Regions from separate parts of the Homo sapiens genome. Here region 1 is linked to region 2. A link is an interaction called in ENCODE POLR2A ChIA-PET data of the cell type or tissue named here. Cell type or tissue: GM12878. All regions are shown on one strand. Each heading gives the region's core, and the rest is flanking DNA. Links, peaks and the distances in the headings are about the cores only. Region 1 has its middle 45 kb from the start of MIR4790. Region 2 overlaps LOC105376940 (a long non-coding RNA gene).

Evidence for each region. ChIA-PET counts read pairs that join two places held together with the same protein. Peaks named below come from ENCODE experiments on the same cell type or tissue, not always from the same donor. Only the 100,000 strongest peaks of a DNase experiment are listed, where the experiment ranks them.
Region 1: POLR2A ChIA-PET joins it to region 2 with 7 read pairs; 2 of 35 experiments call an interaction of 5 or more read pairs at or near these places.

What each region holds. Positions count from the first base shown.
Region 1 is chr3:5,292,464-5,297,851 of GRCh38, forward strand. No RefSeq gene overlaps it. Among named protein-coding and RNA genes, the nearest start is that of MIR4790, 45 kb to the left of the region's middle. In GM12878, for the core only: no CTCF peak of the experiment used is centred there; no DNase peak of the experiment used is centred there.
Region 2 is chr3:5,752,818-5,758,205 of GRCh38, forward strand. It overlaps LOC105376940 (a long non-coding RNA gene), which reads left to right. Exons shown (of 3, transcript XR_940572.3): 3 at 2,718-3,135. Among named protein-coding and RNA genes, the nearest start is that of MIR4790, 510 kb to the left of the region's middle. In GM12878, for the core only: no CTCF peak of the experiment used is centred there; DNase peaks (open chromatin) are centred at 2,014 and 4,634.

The sequences.
Region 1 (5,388 bases), core at 67-5,066, 460 kb before region 2:
TCTCCCCTGAATGTGATGATTTTATTAGTAGACCACTCCCTGCCTTCAAGCCTAGGATTAACTATCTCTTTGTGTCCTACATTACATAGTGCCTCTTCTTGTCACGATCTAAATAGAAGCTTTCCTTCTCTGCCACAGGCATGGATTATTTTGGTGCCTTCATTATTTTTCTGATAGATGAAAGTGGCCAGGGCTGAAAGTTCCAGACAGATCTATTTGTGTCCACTTCATCTTCCATTTCAAATTCTATTTATAAACACCACCATTCTCTTTACCTTCTAATTATGAACTGATTAAGGTCGAGTGCGTAAACGCGATACAGAGGGCACAATAGATCACTGAAACACGAGCTCGTTTACCTGGAGAGAGATTTCACTGGCTTTTATAATACAAAAAGAACAGGTACAATAAATTATAGCACTTCCTTGAAATTAAAATTTTTACTCAGAAACCAGAGGCACTAAGGAAAAGTCACCTGAAAAGCAATTACATGGTGATAAAATGTATGGACGTTTCATTGATGTTGGAAGTTGGACTCAGTTTGCCAGTTTAATTTGCAATTTGGGATTCTTCAAATGCATTGTGTGTGCCTTAGGCTTTGATGAGGGACTTCCTGTGAGTGTGCTGGCTCGCTGCAGGTCGCTGGTCTTTGCTTTTTGGGATGGTGTAGAGGTTTGCTTGACAAAATGCAATTATTTCTGTTGCAGAAAGTATAGCAAAGCGCCAACCAAAGCTAGAAATAATTATTCTATTTGAGGCTTTAATAGGAATATCAGATGTAGCTCTGACTTGTTAAACAACTTTTTAAAGGTAGTTAGGTTGGATTGGAGCCTGAGGGAGGATGGGGTAGAAGTGAAAACGAGCTACCTTGCCAATGTTAAAAAAAAAAAAAAAAAAAAGAAATCTGAGCTTTCTTAACAGCTTCCTTAGCTTGAGTCATTTATGTTCCCACTGTGGCTCCCTGTTTTCTCATCTGTAAAATGAAGGAGTGGGGCTGGATGATTTCTAAATTTATTTGAAGCTATTTCTTCCTAAGGCCATATATAGTCAGGTGTTCTGTTCAGTAGTTATCTAAGACAGTCCTCATTTTATTTGAATCGTGTTTAGATTGAGGAGGTGAAGGCAGGGACTGGTGTTTGGCTTTACCAAGCTAGGTTTGCATAGGTATGAGGTGGAATATCATTCGATCATGGGAGCATGGAACTTTCCAGTACCATGTACAGTAGCAATTGGGGATCTTGGGGAGTCATGAGCTGAGATCTAAATAGATTCACCCAGCTGGAGGGAATTTTCCAGGTAACACATTACCACTTCTTAAAAACTCAAGCCTCTTTATAGGCTGTGAAGGCAAATTATCAAATTCTTGATTATTTTGGGAATTGAATGAAAGCTCTCTGATGTTAAGGATCCCATGGGTCTTGATTATCACTGTTTCTTCTACCTGGCACTTGGTTGGTGCTTCATTGCTACTTGTTAATTTAATAAAAGGCTAAATGATTCAGTACAATAGACTTATGGAAGAAGAAGGAGGGCTTGGGTGTCTCCCTATTTTCCTTTTCATTTTAGTCCATTAATTTCTCTCTGTTACGGCTGTTAAGAAATCCTGGGACTGGCCGGGCACGGTGGCTCACGCCTGTAATCCCAGCACTTTGGGAGGTGAAGGTGGGTGGACCACCTGAGGTCAGGAGTTCGAGAGCAGCCTGGCCAAAATGGTGAAAACCGTCTCCACTAAAAATACAAAAACTACCTGGGCGTGGTGGCAGGTGCCTGTAATTCCAGCGACTCGGGATTCTGAGGCAGGAGATCACTTGAACCCGGGAGGCGGAAGTTGCAGTGAGCTGAGATGGCACCACTGCACTGGGCGACTGAGTGAGAAAAAAAAAAAAAAAAAAAAAAAAAAAGGAAATCTTGGAAATGCTTCGGTAGCCCAGAAAATTCTCATTTTTCTGAGGGAGAGAGTCAGCCAGTGCAGGGAGGTTCTCTTTGCAGTGCTATTAGATCTCTACATTTTCTCTCCATGATTCAGTTAGAAATGACGAGACATTCTGGGTTAGAAGTGAGCAACAGTCTAGGAATTGCAAGGATGTTACCCAATTTAGCCTTATTTCTGTTACCCACCTTCTCCTCTGTCCTTTCCCTTCCGAAACCTTCCCAGGAACTCCGGGCTACTCTACTCCAGGTGTTGCTAGAGCATCTCATAGCCATGGCATGCATTGCATTGTTGAATACTTACTTGCTCCCATGTCTAAATTCCTAGCTTCATCAAGAGCTTCCCCCAAATGGGATCTTAGCCTTTTCATTTTGTGTCCCTCTTAGCACAGTTCTTTTATCTATGTTTGCTAATAAAGAAAGTCCTTTAGAAATATTTGTGACTCTTTGATACATGAACAGGGAGGAAACAAGTCTTCAGTAAGCAGTGTTGATGTTTGGTATAATCTAACGTGTGCCTAGGACTAAGGGGCTGTATTGGAGGGGACAGGACAAGCGAGGAGTGGGGCTGGATGATTTACTACCCTTGAGCTTCTACTGTTTGTGGAAAGGTAAGAACCCTTTAAGTTCCTACCCTTAAGCTTCTTTCAGCTTTGCTAGAGTTGTAAGTTTAGATCTATAAAAAAACAGATTAAAATCAAGTATTAGGCTGTGTGGATACAAGCAGTTTAGCTGTTTTGCCATTTAGAGGAATCAAAGACAGTTAAGGATGACATCTTATTTTCTAAAGTGACTCTAATGTACCTTTAAAAACCCAGTATAGACACAATCACATTCTAGAAACAAATACTCTCAAAACAGCTGGCCAGTCAGCTTCTTGCCTATCTTAAATTCACAAATTGTGGGTTATTTATGGCCTCTGTCTGTTGGGTACTCTCACCCTTGACTTTATGTGACCACAAAGATGCATACATATCTTTCCATTTATTTCTAATTACCTGAGGCTTTGTTTTTAAGGTAAATGCACGGAGATTTCTTTTCTGCTGATGGGTTCCTGACTGACAGTCAGTATTGTGGAATTCCTGAAACTCCCCAGGCAAATACATTAGAAAATTACTTGATGGTTTGCATGACTAAACCATCACAAACAGATTCTCTTCCATATCTCTGTAGGTACATCTTACATCTTTGTAACTATGACATTCAAAATGTATTGAATGGTAGAATATGTCAACTACTAGTCTAGATGCTGAGAGTACAGTAGTGAGAACACACACACATGTGAGTGTGCATGTACATATGCATGCATGTACCTTCCTAGAGTTAACATTCTATTTGCAGGAAACAGGCAATCAATAATATAAACATGGTATGTAAACGATATAGGAGGTTAGAAGGTGATAAGGGATTTGGGGAAGCATGGGGCAGACCAAGGTGATTGGATGTGCCAATGGGGTGGGCGTTGGTTGCCATTTTACACAAGGTGGTCAGGATGGACCCCAGTGAGGTGACATTTGAGTCATCTTGAAATTATTATTGAAGGAGGAAAGGGAGAGGATCATGCAGGTAATTGGGGAGGAGCATTCCAGGCAGAGGGAACAGCCAGTGCAAAGGCCCTAAGATAGAAGCATGCCAAGCATGTATGAAGAAGCTCCCAAGGAACTCAGTGTGGCCAGAGTAAAGAGTAGGAGGAGATGATATTGGAGAAGGAATGGAGGTCACATTATATAGCTCCTTGAAGGCCATGGTAAATACCTCAATTTTGACTGTGAGTGAATAAATAGGTAAAGGGGACTCATTATTTTACTATCATATTTTTTAGGAGATAGTATTTAGCAGTCTCTTAGAAGACTAGCTATTGGCCTCAAAATGTAAATTTGTCTGCTTTGATTTGATCTGCAAGGACCTCTAAGGGCAGTCACTTGTCGGTATGATAAAATGATACAAGGGAAAAAGCCAGCCTGGGTATTACTCTCAGAGTCACTCCTGTCGGGGTCGTGGCTCATTTCTCTTTCAGTGTCCCCAGTGACCCTGACTGTAAAATGATCATGTTAGGCAAATCAGAAAGGGAAACATTTGTTTCATATGCCAACTCTAGTTCACTCATAATGGTTGCTCAAAGTACCCAGAGAAAGAGTCTGCAGTAAATTCTTTGTGATTGATTAGCAATGTCTAACCTGAGAACAGACCAGGAAGTGGTGGGGAGTGTGCTATGAGCTAAGAGGCCTTAGGGTGTGAAAATTCTGTCCTTTATAGTTGGTTTTTAAAAGAAAGGCTACAGAGTTTTGTGATTTTGAGTTACAGTTGTGTTCATCACAAAATGTGTGAAGACTTTGTAGCTACAAGAAAAAAATGTAAGAAATGAATTGGATAAAAGGAGCTTATATCCTTTTATGTGACAGTGCAAATTCTCATTCGTTATCATAAAACGTGAACTTTCCTTGATAGACCTTGTGATAAAAATAACACTTTTAGGCTCTTCCTCATAAATCAGTGAGATAGATTGGATGGGTATTTTCCTCGTTTTACAGGATATTGGAGCACAAAGCTATAACTAATTACCTAATTAAAAAATTAACCGTGTTTTACTAGTGTAATGGCCAAAACAGGATCTTTTTGAGAGTGAAAGAAGATGCTATAAAGAATTACTCCCAGACAACAGGTACCCAATGGGACTATCCATGGCAAATGGGGATGTTTGATCATCCTAGATTTATTTGAGGCCCTGTGATTGATGCTTGGATAAAGCAGAACTGGAACCCAGATGTTCCCGTTGGAAACCATTTCCTTTTATCCAAAATTCTGATGCATTAGACACAGTGTGGGATGATAATAATACTGGCAACTACCAGTTTTATGTGCTCATCATGGGCACAGTCATGTGCTACTCATTTTTTTCATGCTATTTTAATTTCAGTCTCACAGTTCAAGGTCAATATTCTCTCCCTATTTTATAGACATGGAAACCAAGGCTGAGAGATGTGAAGTGACTTGCCAAAGCCACAGAGCTCAGAAAGAATATCTCTCATTCAAGCCCAGCTCTGTGTAATCCAAAGTTCAAGTTCAACTACAAGTTTATTCATTAGAAATATTTATATTAAAACAATTTTTGTTTTTTGTTTTTTGAGATAGTCTTGCTCTGTCGCCCAGGCTGGAGTGCAGTGGTGTAAACTTGGCTCACTGCAACCTCCATCCCCCAGGTTCAAGGGATTCTCATGTCTCAGCCTCCCGGGTAGCTGGAATTACATGTGTGCCCACCTCGGCTTCCCAAAGTGCTGGGATTACAGGTGTCAGCCACCATGCTGCCCAGCCTTGATTCTTTTTAAAGGGATTCGTTACCATTAATTGAAGTATTTTGTATTTAAAATAGGATTTAAATTAAACCAAAGGCCCTGAGCTGATAACTCACTTCAGTATTATGTTCCAGTTTAACCACCTTTTGAGGAAGGGAAATGGAGA
Region 2 (5,388 bases), core at 83-5,082:
TGCTGTCTGTTATAGGAACATTTTTCCCTGACCACCCTATCTGTCACCTCTTGTTAGACCTCCCTTTCACTAACCACAGCCTGAACTCTTACCTGCTGCCATACTCTCAGAAAATCATACCAAGCCTATTAGCTCAATTTCCTCTAGCTTCCATTACCAAAACCAGGGTTTTCAAATACATGGTCTCTTCTGGGAAATAAATCCCTTTGCCAACCTGGAAATGCCCAAGATGCCCTAGTTTCAAAATACAAACTCGAAATGTTTCAAAATATGCTTCAAATTGTTTTTCTTTTTTTTTTTTTTTTGAGACGGAGTCTCACTCTGTCACCAGGCTGGAGTACAGTAGTGTGATCTCGGCTCACTGCAATCTCTGCCTCCCAGGTTCAAGTGATTCTCCTGCCTCAACCTCCCAAGTAGCTGGAATTACAGGCACGTACCACCACACCCAGCTAATTTTTAAAAATATTTTTAGTACAGAAGGGGTTTCACCATGTTGGCCAGGATGGTCTTGATCTCCTGACCTTGTGATCTGCCTGCCTCAGCCTCCCAAAGTGCTGGGATTACAGGCGCCCAGACTCAAGTTCTTCTATCACATTTTAACAGTTTCTCTGCAGGTCAACCTGACATTCATTTGGACTCATCCAAAAAGAACAGCATGTTCCCTTTGATGTCTGCATTTTCCAGAATAAATGACTTTCTCTCCCTTAATTTCTACTTTTAGAATCTTAATGAGCATTGAGTTTTGGAGACAGTGACCTTGTTTTCAAGTGTAGGAATTAATTACTTTAAAAATGTCACTGTTTAAAGGAATATCAGCACCCTGTTCTCACTCATGAATTATCACCACATAAAATCTCACAAAGATTATATGAATCTCTTCCAACAAAATGGTTTGCCTTTTTATGTGCAGAGGATGGTCCTGGGACAATTGCAACAAAATCATTTGGGTGGGGAGAGGTGATTATTACAAATACATAATCCAGGTCCCCACTGCAGACCAACAAACCGGAATCTATAGGATCCTTAGAGCTGCTGCTGCTGCTTTATTTTTTTGAGGCAGTTTTACTCTGTCACCCAGGCTGGAGTGCAGTGGCTCAATCTTGGTTCACTGCAACCTCTGCCTCCTAGGCTCAAATGATTCTCCTGCCTCACCCTCTCGAGTAGCTGGGATTACAGGTGTACGCTACCATGCCCGCCTAATTTTTGTATTTTTAGCAGAGACAGGTTTTCACCATATTTGCCAGGCTGGTCTCGAACTCCTGACCTCAAGTGATCCACCGGCCTTGGCTTCCCAAACTGCTGGGATTACAAGTGTGAGCCACCATGCCCAGTGGAGTTTGCATTTTAAACAAGGTAGTCCAATTAGTCTTAGATACATTAAAGCTGAAAAAAAAAAAAACCACAACATTTTTCCTTGAGTACTGTCAGAAAAAAAAAAAAAAAAAAAAGCTGGCACCCTGTCATATATCTGTTTGTTTATGTACTATCCTGATATAGTAAGTGTGTTATAAATGATACCTCAAAAACGGAAATTTTAAAAGGGTAGAGAAAGGATATATATAAACAGAGTTATATTTGCTTGCCATATTACACAGGGGGTCATTCTGCATACCCCACAGGCTGTAAGCACTCTACTTTGAAAACTAATGTTTTATAGGATGCAGATTATTACGTTTACCTCTAAGATAGACGTGTTCTATTCTAGCAGAGAATAAATACTAGCTGAGATGGGTTACAGGATAAATCTTGTTGAAGGTGATAAGGGGAGATCTAGGTGCGAGGAACTTGAAGGAAGGATTCTGGGTGTGCAAGAGACAGTTTGAGGGCATTGAGACCCAACTTAGTGTGTGGGGGGAGTCAGAGGTGGCACAGGGAAGCAATTCTGAGAGGTGCATTGTTTCTGAAGGACAGGGGAGGGCCACCAGACTGCTTCTTGCAGAACTGAGAATTGTATGCTGTCTCATGTATATTCTCTCTCTTTCCTGTTCCCTGTATTGTGCTGCTCAAAGTGTCAGTGGTCAGAGGCCCAGGGCCAAACCACAAACTGTTGTCCCAGTGGCCCATGTCAAGATAAGTGTAGAAATCGAGAGCGTTTAGGCATTTTTAGAGCAATTTGCCCTTGCTGTGACATCTAGTAATTAGTATTTTTGTGTGTTGGCAGAAGTATTGGTCTGCTATAAATTGGACATTTAAAAATTTGTGAAATAAGCCAGACACAGAAAAATATTGCAGGATCTCATTTAGTGGAATGTAAAAAATAAATAAAAAAAAAAAAGTCAAACCACACATAGAGAATAAAACAATAGTTACCAGAATGTGGGGGAGGGGAAGAAACAGAAAGATGTAAGTCAAAGAATACAAAGTAGCAGATGTATAGGATGAAGAAGTAGAAAGAGCTAATGTAAAACATGAGGACTATAGTCGATAATGGTGTATTGTAGTCACGATTTCTGCTAAATGAGAAGATTAAAGGGGCTATTGCCCCGGGGTAAAAATGGGTATCTGTATGAAATAATGGATATGTTAATTTGTTCCACTATAATCATTTTACTACATATATAACATCATGTTGTATACTTTAAACATACACAATAAAATTTATTTAAAAAACATAGACTGTTTTTCTATAAAATTGTGAACTGGTCTTTAACTCTAGATAGTTTTTGAAGCACTGTTCCATATGATGCGTAGGCTGAATTCTCCCACCTTTGCTTCAGTCCTAGGGCCCAGGAGCTGCAATGGGCCATTCTCATCTGAAGGAATTGCCTCAGCTTGTTAGAGGACTGGCATGAAAGGAACAATCGTGATAGTGGGCATAACACATAAACCCTCTGGGACTCCCTTTGGTCATCCACAAATGGCAGTAAAGAGATGAGCGCCTCCTTGTTCTCACTCACAGGTGGGAATTGAACAATGAGAACACTTGGACACAGGGTAGGGAACATCACACACTGGAGCCTGTGGCAGGGCGGTGGGGTGGTCTGAGGGAGGGATAGCTTTAGGAGAAATACCTAATGGAAATGACGAGCTGATGGGTGCAGCAAACCAACATGGCACATGTATACCTATGCAACAAACCTGCATGTTGTGTACATGTACCCTAGAACTTAAAGTATTATAATAAAAAAAAAGAAATGAGCGCCTCCTTTACTGGATACAGCTGCTACTTTCTTAGGAAAGTTAGGCTTACAACTAAGGAGGCAGATATCCCAACTGTTAGCATCCAGGAGATGTTTAAAGAGCTTAATAGTCACATTTTTGTTGCACCACAGCCTGAGCTTCTAGAAGCTTCTTTTCCTGAATTTCTCCCTAATTACAACCTGCTTACCTGGCTACAGGGCAGAGAAGGCCAGGATGATAAAGCTATTGGGGTTGCTAAATTTAGAATCTAAGAGCATTGTGTCAGATCTCAGCTTGGTGACCTCCTAGCTAGTGACACAACTTCTCTGAACCTCAGCTTTTTAATTTTACAATGGGCATAGTGATTTCTATCTAAAACGTTTTAGTGGGGGAATAAATGTGTTTATTTTTATAAAGCACTTAGCTCTGTGAAAATCTGTAGAACATTTAAAGTGCATTGTACTGTCATTATCATGCTTTTTATTTATTCAGTAAATAGTTGAGCAAGTACAATCTGCTGGGAATTGTACTCATTCCTGAGGGAGCCATAATGAGAAATCAAGCATCATACTGTACCTAAGAAATTTATGATCTAGGTGACCTCAATACAACTCATTTCCAACACCTTCACGTTCCTAACGAGACTGTAAATCCTGTGTGGTCAGGAAACACATCTGATTCATCTCTGAATCTGCAGTGGGTAGCCTAGTGTGGGCCTGTGGAAAGTACTCAAGAAATTCACGTGGAACAGAATGCCATCATCTTCCAAGTCTTGGTTTGACTTGATACAAGGGTTTAAAAACAAGTGTTTATTTAGGAAATGATCCCAAGTAACAGCCATCGGGGTGTGGAGGAGTGTGAGAGAACAGGGAAAGGAGCCATTTAGGGATGTTTTATCTATAGCACACTAGAACCTAATCCTGTTGGGGACATCTTGGGAGATACAGCAGTGAGAGAGAACTGGAATATTTATCCATCAACTACCATTGGTTGAGAGCTTCTTGGGGAGGAACATTAATCTAGCATTTTTGCCCTGCCTTTATGGCTGCAGGAAAGTCTCTGGCACCAAATCACAGAGGCTGGCAGTTGAAAGTCAGCCTGCTTGCATGGCAATGGTAGGCACCATGAGGATATGGGTGGGACACACATCTTCACTCCATTTCTCAGCTCAAGTCTACCACCCGGGCCGGTTTTCCCAGATTCCCAGAAATCTGTCTTGCTCAGTGTTGTCCCCCTCCTCCACACTGGGAATATCCATAACACACTCATGCCTATACTTGTCTTCTCCCAGCACTCCAGCTTATACTGATTCTTTCTTCTTCTCAGTTCCTTGTTCATTTATTTATTAATATTTTTAAATAGCTCTCCCTTTGGCACAGACCCGCACAAAGTTATTTCAATGCTGTATGTGGGTGTCTCACCTTCCCACATCCGTGTGAACTCCTGAGGACAGATACCATGAGTTATTCATTTTCTGTTCTTGCCACATTGCCCACAACCAGAAAGTCTGCAAGAAATTAAACTTAGGGCTGAATTTAACTTTGCGATGAAAGACTGGTGATCTGTGCTTCTCAGCTTCTGCTTTTTCAGCCACATTTTCTGCTCTGACTTGACTAAGCTGACAATTTGCAATTTTATTGATTCTAAAGTATTTTGATGAGAATCATGACTGCCACAGCCACAGCGGGTAGCTGTCATTTATTCAGCACATATGTGCTTCGCATTGTGCACTTAATATATTCTCTCATGTGATCCTCATAACAAAGCTAGTGTCATCATTTTACCGATGGGAAAACCGAATCTAAATAATCAAATGACTTACCTAAGATCATATAATTAGCAGAAGGGCAATAATTTAAACTCAGGACTAACCTAGAATTCTAGACTTTTAACTATTGTACTATATGTCTCCCAAATATAAGAAACAGTAAGAAATACTGAAAATAACCAATTCATTATTTCATTCCCCTATCAGTTCAACTGTCCAACTAAGAAGTATCCAAATTCAGTGAGTTTATATTGTCTTTAGACTTTGTTAGTCAAGACAAATGAGACTTATTATTGGAGATGAAGTGCAGAAACATTCTCAGGGACCCCCTCAGCGTCTAAGTTACCATTATCCACAAGGCAGGTGGGTTCGATTGCCTGCCGGGTGACAGTCCAATGACCACAACCAAGGAAGATTTAACAAGGGGACTTTATTACTTGCAACAAGCGAGGACACCAGGAATAGTTCCCAAAGTGGTGCCTCCCTGAGCAAAGGTGAAA